Linked DNA regions of Homo sapiens: region 2 is linked to region 1. A link is a contact called in ENCODE Hi-C data. All regions are on one chromosome and are shown on one strand. The core of a region is the stretch at or near the end of the contact, and the rest is flanking DNA. Distances in the headings are between cores, read along the strand shown. Region 1 holds the start of REXO2 (RNA exonuclease 2). Region 2 holds the start of NXPE1 (neurexophilin and PC-esterase domain family member 1).

Region 1 (6,143 bases), core at 3,593-6,092:
CTGTTTCCCTTTTAAATATAAGTCCCAACTTATTTCTTTGCTCCCACATCTGAGCATAGGTTGTTAGAAGTAGCCATGTCACCTCTTGAACACTTTGCTGCTTAGAAATTTCTTCCAGCAGATACTCTAGGTTATCATTCTCGCATTCAAACTTCCACATATCCCTAGGGTATGGACACAATCCTGCTAAGCTCTTTGCTGAGGCATAAGATGCATGACCTTTGCTCCAGTTCTCAATAAGTTCCTCATTTCCATCTGAGATCTCCTAAGCCTGGCCTTCACTGTCCATATCACTATCGGCATTTTGGTCATAACAATTTAACCAGTCTCTAGGAAGTTCCAAACTTTCCCTCATCTTCCTGTCTTTTCTGAGCCCTCCATACTCTTCCAACCTCTGCCTGTTATCCAGTTCCAAAGCTGCTTCCACATTTTTAGGTTCCTTTATAGCAATGGTCCACTCTCGGTAGCAATTTTTTATATCAAGCCATTTGTGCACCGCTATAAAGAAATACCTGAGACTGGGTAATTTATAAAGAAAGGAGGTTTCATTGGCTCATGGTTCTGCAGGCTGTACAGGAAACATGATGGCATCTGCTTCTGGGGAGGCCTCAGGAAGCTTACAGTTATGGCAGAAGGCAAAGGGGGTAATGGCATGTCACATGGCCAGGGAAGGAGCAAGAAAGAGATAGCAAAGTGCCACACTTTTAAAAAGCCAGATCTTGCGAGAAGTCACTCACTGTTATGAGGACAGCACCAAGGCGATGGTGCTAAACTCTTAATGAGAAAATCCACACCCACGATCCAATCACCTCCCACCAGGCACCACCTCCAATACTGGGGATTACAATTCAACATGAGATTTGGGCAGGGACACAGGTCCAAACTATATCACCTGGATAATTCTTTTTTTTTAATTTTTAAGTTAATTTATTTATTTTAGAGATGAGATCTTGCTTTGTTGCTCAGGTTGGTCTCAAACTCCTGGTCTCAAGTGATCTTCCCACCTCAGCCTCCCAAAATTCTGGGATTACAGGTGTGAGCCACCATGCCTGGCTGAGAAGGACTTTTAAAGATACGATTTGGGATAACTCTAAAGAGGGACCAGGGAAGTGGGTGGTCACTTGTGGATTGATTATCACAGTGATCTTTGTTCAGAAGTTGGGAAGAACAAAACTGGTCTGGGAAAGTCACTGGTAAGAAGGGAGCAATAAAAAATAAAATTAGGGCTGGGAGCAGTGACTGATGCCTGTAATCCCAGAACTTTGGGAGGCTGAGATGGGTGGATTGCTTGAGCCCAGGAATTCGAGACAGCCAGAGCGACGTGGTAAAACCTCATCTCTACAAAAAATACAAAAATTAGCCCAGTGTGGTGGTCTGTGCCTATAGTCTCAGCTACTTGGGAGGCTGAGGTGGGAGCATCACTTGAGCGCCCCAGAAGATGGAGGTTGCAGTGAGCTGTGATCATGCCACTGAACTCCAGCCTGGGTGACAGAGTGAGACCCTGTCTCAAAAATAAAATAAAATATAAAAATAAAAATAAAAATTAAAAACCATGTAAATATTCACAATAGCCACAGGGTGGAAGCAACAAGAGTGTCCATTAATGGATTAATGTATACAAAATGTGATACATACATACAATGAAATATTATTCAGCTTGAAAAAGGAAGAACATTCTGACACATGCTACAACATGGATGAACTTTGAGGAGATGACAGTTTAAGTGAAATAAGCCAGATATGAAAAGACAAATACTGCATAAGTCTACTTGTAAGAGGTACGTAGAGTAGTCAAATTCTTAGAGACAAAAAGTAGAATCGTGGTTGCCAGGGGCTGGGAGTGGTGGTTGGGTGGAGACGGGGAGTTAATGTTTAATGGGATGGAGTTTCAGTTGGGAAGATGAAAAAGTTCTGGAGATAAATGGTGGTGATGGTTGCACAACAATGTGAATGTACTGAATGCCACCATGCTTTATACCAGTGGTCCCCAACATTTTTGGCACCAGGGACCGGTTTTATGAAAGATAATTACTCCATGGATGGGGGTGGGGGAGTAATGGTTTCAGGATGAAACTGTTCCACCTTAGATCATCAAGCATTAGTTAGATTCTCATAAGGAGCACGCAACCTAGATGCCTCGCATGCACAGTTCACAACACAGGGTTTGTGCTCCTATGAGAATCGAATGCCACTGCTGATCTTACTGGAGGCGGGGCTCAGGTGCTAATACTTGCTCCCCCGCCCCTTACCTCTGGCAGAACAGCCCCGTTCTTAACATGACACAGACTGGTACCAGTCTGCACCGATCTGCAGCCAAGGAGTTGGGGACCCCTACTTTATGTGGAAAATGGCTAAAATTGTAAATTTTTATATTATCTATATTTTATCACAATTTAAAAAATAAAAATTAAAAAATATGTAAAAAAGTAGTTATCTCTCAAAAGAGGGAAGGGTTTGTGTGTCCTTAGCCATGTCATGTTAGAAACATTATTCCAGTAGTAAAGTCGAAAAAAATGGTGTTCTTTAAAATTTTAAATACATAATACTTTAAGAAGATAATAAAAAGCCCAATTGATAAAGTTTTCTGTACTTCAGCTGGCTCTACTTTTTTTTTTTTTGAGACAGAGTCTTGCTCTGCTGTGCAGGCTGGAGTGCAGTGGCGTGATCCAGCTCACTGCAACCTCCGCCTCCTGGGTTCAAGCGATTCTCCTGCCTCAGCCTCCCGAGTAGCTGGGACTACAGGCATGCACCACCATGCCCAGTTTATTTTTGTATTTTTAGTAGAGACGGGGTTTCAGTATGTTGGCCAGGCTGATCTCGAACTCCTGACCTCGTGATGTGCCCGCCTCAGCCTCCCAAAGTTCTGGGATTATAGGTGTGAGTCACCGTGCCTGGCCTCAACTGACTCTACTTTCTATGAATTGAGTTTAAAGCTAAGAAAAAACTAAAGAAGAAATGCACACCATTTTTCATAAAGTAGGCCACAAATGAGTAAAAAGGTATAGTAAAACAATGCGACATCAGGCAATGCAGGTAAAATATATACGCATTGTGCACAGTAAGTCTTTATGTGTATAATCTGTGCATACCTTTTGATGGCCCTTCAAAGAGTTTCTCTAGGCCCTTGCAGGTGGTGGGTTGGGTACACAAAATCAGTAGAAGGTGAAATCCAGTACCCTACACTTTCCTTAAAGCTCCTATTAGGCAACAAAGTTTCTCTCTCATAAAACCAGGTAGGATGGACCACAAGCTCTGTAATGAGTAGCAATATGGCTTTCAGAAAAATACATAGAGGTTATAATTCAAAGCCGAGATTGATATTTGTGACAAAGCGGCACTCTGCCACAAATCTGTTACTGAATAGCCAAGATTTAAGAGACTCACAAAATTTGACACTCCAGGGCCTAAAGGTCCTGATGCTGGCCACCTGGACTCCTAGAAATGATAGACATTATAGCAGTCATTGCAGGAGATTAAAGACACCTGGATCAAAGCCCAAGAAGATGGCAGAGCAGGCAGAACTGTTTTAGTTCATTTTAAGTTAGTTTGCTGCATAGATTTGTTATAGGAGGACGAAATTTAACTTTGAGAACTTTTAAGAACAGAGTAGCAAGTTGTCATCATGCAGACACCTAATAGGTGAACTGAAATGCAGGCCGCATTTCATAAGAAATAAGGGATAATCCTTGGCCAAATTGTCAGAGGCATTTGAAGAGTAACCCTATCTTGAATAGGGGCTGGGTAAAATAACACCGAGACCTACTGGGCTGCATTCCTAGGAGGTTAGGTATTCTAAGTGCCAGGAAGGGATAGGAAGTCAGCATAAGATACGGGTCACAATAGACTTTGCTGACAAAACAGGGTGCTGTAAAGAAGCTGGCCAAATCCCACTAAAACCAAGATGACAAAGTGACCTCTAGTCATTTTCACTACTCATTATACAGTAATTACAATACATTAGCATGCTAAACGACACTCCTACCAGCGCCATGACAGTTCACAGATGCCATGGCAACCTTAGGAAGTTACCCTATATGATCTAAAAGCGGAGAACCCTCAGTTCCCGGTATTGTCCACCCCTTGTTTAGCATATAATCAAGAAATAAGTGTAAGTATACTCGGTCGCCCATGCCCCTGCTCTGCCTATGGAGTAGGCATTCTTTTATTTCTTTACTTTTAATAAACTTGCTTTCACTTTATGGACTCGCCCTGAATTCTTTCTTGCAGGAGGTCCAAGAACCCACTCTTTGGGTCTGGATCTGGACCGCTTTCCCATAAGAAAAAGAAGGAAGGTAACTAACTTTGACTGAACACCTGATACGTGCTAAATGATTTCTCAGACAAGATCTTATTTAAATATTTCTAAATGATTTGATGATAATGTTAATGGCCTTCTGGCCCCCAAAAGCACACTGCCTCTTGGTCCCAAATAAATGAGGAAAATATCCAGTTTGTGGAATAGAGGGGCAGGTAAGTAAAAAAAGAAAAAGAAATGCAAAGAAGGAAAGATATACATGAAAAAAATGTCATACAGAGATAATCAGCTCTTTTCCAACCAACCAAAGTAAGAGTTCTTTTTTAACTGCGCGGTTACAACTAACCAAAACTCAGGAAATAACTCCTGGAAGCAAACAAACTTAGCAGTGAAAAACAAGCGCGTCCAGTAACACCAGAAAAACACGTGGCGGGGGTGGGGCATCTGGTCGCAACCGCAGGTGAGACTCTAAGTCCCATCATTCCCTTCGGCAGCCAAGCCAGGCTGTTGAGGGCGAGCCGGCGCACCGTACGCTGGGACGTGTGGTTTCAGCTCGTGCGCCTCCCCGTGGGTTTGCGACGTTTAGCGACTATTGCGCCTGCGCCAGCGCCGGCTGCGAGACTGGGGCCGTGGCTGCTGGTCCCGGGTGATGCTAGGCGGCTCCCTGGGCTCCAGGCTGTTGCGGGGTGTAGGTGGGAGTCACGGACGGTTCGGGGCCCGAGGTGTCCGCGAAGGTGGCGCAGCCATGGCGGCAGGGGAGAGCATGGCTCAGCGGATGGTCTGGGTGGACCTGGAGGTGAGTGAGGTCGGCGGGGGGCTTGGGGAGGCGAGTGAGGTTTCGCTCGTGGAACCGAGGAGTCGAGCCCGTCCTGGGAGAGCGTTGGGGGTCTGGGTCTCAGGTGTGGCAGGTGAGCGCGGCCGGCCACGGGCGGTGCAGGGCAAGTCCGGAGGCAGGAGTCCTGCGGGTGTTGGGCGCCGTGCTGCGCTGTAGGGCTTCTTTCCACAAGGGAGGAGTCCTCCGTGTGGCTTCTTCTCCTCCCTACCCCTCCGCCCAGATGTGGACTTTTCCTAACGCTCTGGCGTCTCTGGGCTTGGGTCACTGGAGTGGGGGCGGGGGCAGCGGCTCTGTTCCCAGCTTCCCCCAACTAAATCCTTAAAGGACCCTAGGTTGTTAGGGCCAGACGGGACTCCGGAGATGACTCAGCCTTACCCCTCATTCCATAAGTGAGAACATTGAGGCCCACAGAAAGGATTCAACTCATTCAAGGTCGTGCTGTTAGTGAGAGTCTGAGTTGAGACCAGAACCCAGTTCCTATCCCTTCAGGCTTTCCATGCCCGAAACAAGGGCTCCTCCCACCGTTGAGCCTCAGTTTATATGAAGTGAGGATAATAACAGTAGTTTTTCCATTAGATTGTGAAGGTCCAGTGGTGTAATTAATGTGAAAACTTTGTAAACTCTGCAGAGACGTGGTGGTGGTAGTTATCCAACTCTTCCAAAACTGAGTGATGTCAGCACTCAGTTTTACTTACTTTGCATCTGTCCCGGAGTAGAATCTCAGTGCTTGACAAATAGCAGGCCCTTGGTAAATGTTTGTTGAATAAACGAGGACTCGTGTTTAGTACCTTCAGTAGTTGCCCGAGGAGCATTCTTTCTCTTCTGTTTCGGCTATGGATTACAAGCTGACTATGTTTGAGGGAATTCCTGTTAAATAAACTTGGGTAAAAGAGGCCAGAATGATGGCTTTGTGTGTGTTATATATTTATTTTTAATTGCAGATGACAGGATTGGACATTGAGAAGGACCAGATTATTGAGATGGCCTGTCTGATAACTGACTCTGATCTCAACATTTTGGCTGAAGTACGTGATGCCATGTAATACAGTCATA
Region 2 (5,531 bases), core at 2,600-5,099, 120 kb after region 1:
ATGACAGGGCCATATGGTAAGTAAATGTTTAACTTTTGACAAATCTACAAAAAGCCTACTGGAATTTATTGCTCTTAATCTGTAGGTAAATTTGGGGAGAATTGCTCTAGTAACAATATTGAGTTTTCCAATTCATGAAAACAGTTTATACCTCTCAGTTTGAATTTATGGAGAGTTGGTTTTATTTACTTTAAGGTGGGTCTTGAAAAGCCTGGGCTTTTTACACCACGTTCCTCCTTTTTACTGGAACTCAAAACCTACAAACTCTGTTTCCTCCTTCAGTGAGCAACAGATTAAATCTCTACTTATTCAGCAGTTGTTCTGTGCTACACTTTGTGGAGTCTCCCTTGGATACACAGAGCTCAGGGATCAGTCAAAGATTTGAGAGTAGATTTCAGGGCTTTTTCTTCTAAGGCCTTTCTCCTGGAATTTCCCTGGTCAATTGCCTTGAACTCCATCCTGTGACATCTCCAGGCTGCAAGTCTGCAGTTTTCTGCTTGAATTCAAGTTGCTTTGCACAGTACACACTGAGGTATATTGTCAGGATAAGAGCCCTTAAAGCTGGCTCCCACGCAGCATGATTCCCTACTTTTAAGTGTCAAATTCCCTCTAGTTTCTGCCAGTTTTTGGCCTTTTTCTAGTGCTTTCATATCATTTTTTAAAATGTATTTTTTTCCAGAGTTTAATACTGTTCTATGAGAAATATTAGTCTCATCTAAGCCACTCTGACATTTTTTGCAGCTGGAACTTCCTAGTCCATTTATATTTCATATTATCGTTGATATATCTATGTAATTTTATCTTACTATTTGGTTTTTATTTGTCCCACCTTCTCTATTTCTATTCCATTTTCTCCCTTTTTGACTTTTTTTTTTTTTTGAGACAGAGTCTCACTCTGTTGCCCAAGTTGGAGTGCAGTGGCACTATCTTGGCTCACTGCAACCTCTGTCTCCTGGGTTCAAGCAATTATAGTGCCTCAGCCTCCTGAGTAGCTGGGATTACAGGCGTGAGCCACCACACCTGGCCAATTTTTTGTAGTTTTAGTAGAGACGGGGTTTCACCATGTTGGCCAGGCTGGTCTCGAATTCCTGACCTCAAGTAATCTGCGTGCCTCAGCCTCCCAAAGTTCTGGGATTACAGGCATGAGCTACCGTGCCCGGCCCCCTTTTTGACCTCTTGTGTATTAGTCAAAAACTCTAAAATTATTCTATTTCCATTCTCATTTAGCTTGTTATAAAAACTACTTTAATAATTTCTACTCTATTTTGGAAATTTCAATATGCATCTTTGACTTAATGAAGTCTAATATAAATTGGTACTTTTACTAATTATTAGGAAATGAGGGACCTTAGAAAACTGTACTCCATTTACATTTAACTCTTTCACATTTTCTTGCTATAGTCAGGCATTTCAGTTCTAGAAATATTTATTTTATTTCTTTTAGAGATGGAAAAGAAATATGCTGCCTAGGTTGGACTGGAACTACTGGGCTCAAGTGATCCTTCTACCTTAGCCTCCCATGTAGCTGGGACTATAGGCACTCACCACTGACTGGTTTAATTCTAGGAATATTTAAAACACCACAATATATTATATATAATACATATATATATATATATATATATATATATATATATATATAAAATCCTTGTTCATTTATATTTGTACATTTAGTTTCCTTCTTTTTCATTCTTCTTTGCCGTTCTCTACTGTCATTTGGGAGAATTTATCTTCTGCTTCAAGAACTATCTTTAATATTCTGTAAGACATCTTCTAGTGACAAATTCTCAAGGTTACATTTTAAAAAATCTTATTTTGCTTTCATTTTGAGGGTTTCTTTTGCGGGCTATACAATTCTAGATTGACAAGTGTTATTTATTTATTTTTGTTTTTGGTGGTTAAAAGCATCAGCACTTTGAATATGTTACCTCATTTTCCTTCTATTTCCCTAACTGCCCTTTGTTCCTCTCTTGCTTTCTCTCTAGAATCTAGATCTCTCAACCCCTCACTGCCCCAGTTGCTCTCTGACGCTTAACAGATCAAATATAACATCCTCTAGCTTTTCTAGTTGCTCTCAAAAGGAGACTATAAGCAAGTCTACTATTTTGGGAAACATAAATTTTATTTATAATTATAAATATAAACTATACACACATCTATGTATATGTGTTTATGTGTGTGTGTATATATATATCCATATATATGCACATTCTATATGTTTTTCTTTTTATTTCATTTTCCAAACAAATATCTGTGGCTGATGTGTAGAAATGCAAGTGCTTTATTTTAATAGTGCTTTTATATAGGCACACATAGAGAACAAAGATGATTAGAAGTGGCCATATTGGGTACGTTTGCCTTGTTTTCATAGTTAGTTTCAACATTTTACTATGTGTAATTAAATATATGATGTTGGATTTGTGATATTTGCTTTTCTTAATGCCTTCTATTAGATTGAGGAAGTTCTCTTTTAAGAAAGTTTGTGAAGTGTTTCTATTACTAATGGAAGTTGAGTTATTGACAAAGGCCTTTTCTGATTCATTGAGGTAATTATATGAATTTTTAAACTTTTATGTTTAAATGTGATGTATTACATTCGTATATTTTCTAAAGCTAAACAATCCTCCTGTTATGGACTTAAGCTGAACTAGGTCACAATATAGATTGGATCTTTATACATAACTCTGCTGTGCTATGTAAGAGTACAAATTAACATGATCGTTTTGAAAGCAGAATGGCAATATTTCTGTTAGTTTGTGTTTATCTATGCCCTATGTCCAAGCAATTCATTCTGGATACATCACAGAGGACTTCTCAGTCAGGTCCATAAAGAATCACATACAAAGTTTGTTTTCAGTTGATTATATGTATAGCTGTAATTGTAGGGAATTAAATAGACTTTAATATGTATTACTATGAAATGGTTAAGAAACATGTAGTGGATGTGTATTGTGGGATACTATCCAACAGTTAGATACAACTCACTAGATTTACCTGTAATATGAAGAGCTCTTAAAAACAGCTCTAAGTGAAGAAAGAAATAAACATAAATCTTTATCACATTTTTATGTAAATTAAAAATATACATACAAAGCACAATACATGGATACACACATACTCAAAGACAAAAATTAAAAAAGAATCCTTCCTGCTTTTCTGGCTTTGTTTATGACTCATCCTACTGCCCACCTGGGGTGGCCTGCCCCTGCACCAATCTAGACTCTATAGTCAGTGAATCCCCAGCTCAGGGGCAATCTCTACAGGAAACTTTCCAGCATAACTCTAGACCACAACGATCTCTCCCGTATTTTGAATTCCTGTGACATATTCATACATTTTCCACCCAAACAATGTCATACATAAAACAAGGCAAAGAAATATCAGTTGTAAACAGGTATTTTTGATGTCCTTCTTCCTCTCTCCAACTAGATGTTAGGTTGAGTGACTGTATCCATGCTTGCTTCCCACAAAGCACTGGGGACTTTTGCTGGTTGGTTATTAGAGAAATATTTTATCTTGATGCTGTCTCACCGTCAAAACCAGCCTATCCTTGTCAGTAAGAGAGGCTCTCACTATCAGTTTTTTTTTTTGTTTCCCACACTTTCTTCTGAGCTTTCTCCCTTTTCTTATCTTTCTCTGACTTGAGAGAACCCCTCAGCAGACACAGTCTTTCTAATTTCTTTTGCTTTGTTCTTCCCTGCCCTCCACTGACCACTGGCAAGATTAGAAATAGAGAAAGGCAGTCTCCATAGTTTTGCTTACTCACCTGTTTTAATGATCTCTCCTATCTGGGTGGCTGGAAAAGTACCTGTGAGTTCTTAACTGGCTCTTGTGGCTGTGTAAAATGTTTTTGTTCCTTGTCTGTGAACACATTTATTTTCATCAGTCTGTTTTCCTCGTAAATTGGCTTATCTTGGGGTGGAGATTTGAAGAGGCAATAAACAGTAGTACAATTAACTGACAATTAGATAATTCCACAGCCTCTGTTAACTGGGTGTTACTCGGGTATTCTTTGAGATTCCTTCTCTCTCCATGTTACTGGTGACCCTTGGGAATGGAAAACCTCTTAGTTCTGAAACAGCTGTGGTCCTTGAAGTCATAGTGTAAAAATACCCCAAGTGACTCTATGGATAGGCTTTCCTCAGAAAATCTGAAGTCTCACGACAACTCCAAACAAGAGAACAAATTGTCAGTGGACACCATGCAGAGAACTGGTGGGTGATTGAGAATTCTTTTTTTTTCTTTTTTTTTTTTTTTTGGACAAGGTTTTGCTCTGTTGCCCAGGCTGGAGTGCAGTGGCGTGATCATAGCTCACTGCAACCTCGAACTCCTGGGCCCAAGCCATCCTTCTGCCTTGGGCCTAGGGGCTACAGGTGCATGCTGCCACACCTGGCTAATATTTTTAATTTGTATTTTGTAGAGATGGGGTCTTACCATGTTGCCCAGGCTGGTCTTGAACTCCTGGGCTCAAGTGGTCTGTCTTCCTCGGCCACCCAAAGTGCTGGGATTACAGGCATGAGCCACTTTTCCCAGCTGGATCTTTTATCGGTTTGAAAAGGATATCTAATAAATGGGGAAGGACTATTTGCTCTGAGTTAGGGAAAGGGGATATGGTTCATTAACTCGTCATTATCATAAACATTATTTAATTCACCAATACAGTAAATGTTGCTGTAACTTCTGCTATGCCAAATGCCTGTAACATGAAAGGGAATATATGGGTGTATATGAATAATTAGGCCTATTAATCCTTCTTTCCCCTCTAACCCCTGGTCACCACTGGTTTTCTTACTGTCTCCATGGTTTTGACTTTTACAGAATGTCACATAGCTGCAATCATACAGTGTGTAGCTGTCCCAGATTGGCTTTTCTCTTAGCGATACGGATTTCAGTTTCTCTGTCTTTTTGTGGCTTGATAGCTTATTTCTTTAGTGCTGAATAATATTTTACTGACTACATATTGGAGACCTTTCTCTCATGCCTCATGCCCTTCCCTCTGGAACCTTCATATTTGTCATGTGACTGTTACTTCAGCTCTGTAACATAAATCTAACTTCATCTCTCTTTCTAAGCCTGGATGCCCAGACCCTGTGCCAATTTGTAAGATTTAGTTTTGAAGATCACAAGTATTATTAGTACTGTGCTAAGTACTCATAGGATTAAATGAATTAATACATGTACAACATTTAAAAACAGTTTCTGACACTTAGTTTAAGCACTAAATAATTAGCAACTACTACTATCACCACCCCAACTACTACTATTTATGCATGGGAGTAAATTTTGAGATTGGCTTTTTTCTCCCACTCAGCGTAACGTCCACGATGTCCATCCAAGTTATTGCATGTGTCAACAGTTCATATGAACATATTGCCTCACTCACAATTAGGCAATATTGTTTGTTACCTTGGTTTCTTTAACCAATATTGTTTCTAAAACCTACTCCTCACTACTCAATTTGTTTCTTATCTTGTAAAGTCTTTGGTAGCTCTTTCAGAGGGGACCAGTATTAGACTGAGTACATATTTTTT

What was found. Hi-C counts contacts between places; a loop is a spot of excess contacts on that map.
Region 2: a loop to region 1 is called in a map of PC-3, with 5 times the contacts of the local background. The contact joins the promoter of NXPE1 here to the promoter of REXO2 in region 1. A Hi-C loop is called at or near these places in 3 of 168 maps with a recorded cell type or tissue (Caco-2, PC-3 and endothelial cell of umbilical vein).

The regions. Positions count from the first base shown.
Region 1 is chr11:114,434,625-114,440,767 of GRCh38, forward strand. It overlaps REXO2 (RNA exonuclease 2), which reads left to right and starts at 4,843. Exons shown (of 7, transcript NM_015523.4): 1 at 4,843-5,051; 2 at 6,032-6,115. The coding sequence starts at 4,905.
Region 2 is chr11:114,556,032-114,561,562 of GRCh38, forward strand. NXPE1 (neurexophilin and PC-esterase domain family member 1) reads right to left here and starts at 3,850. Exons shown (of 9, transcript NM_001395504.1): 1 at 3,767-3,850. It also overlaps a transcript of NXPE2 not described here.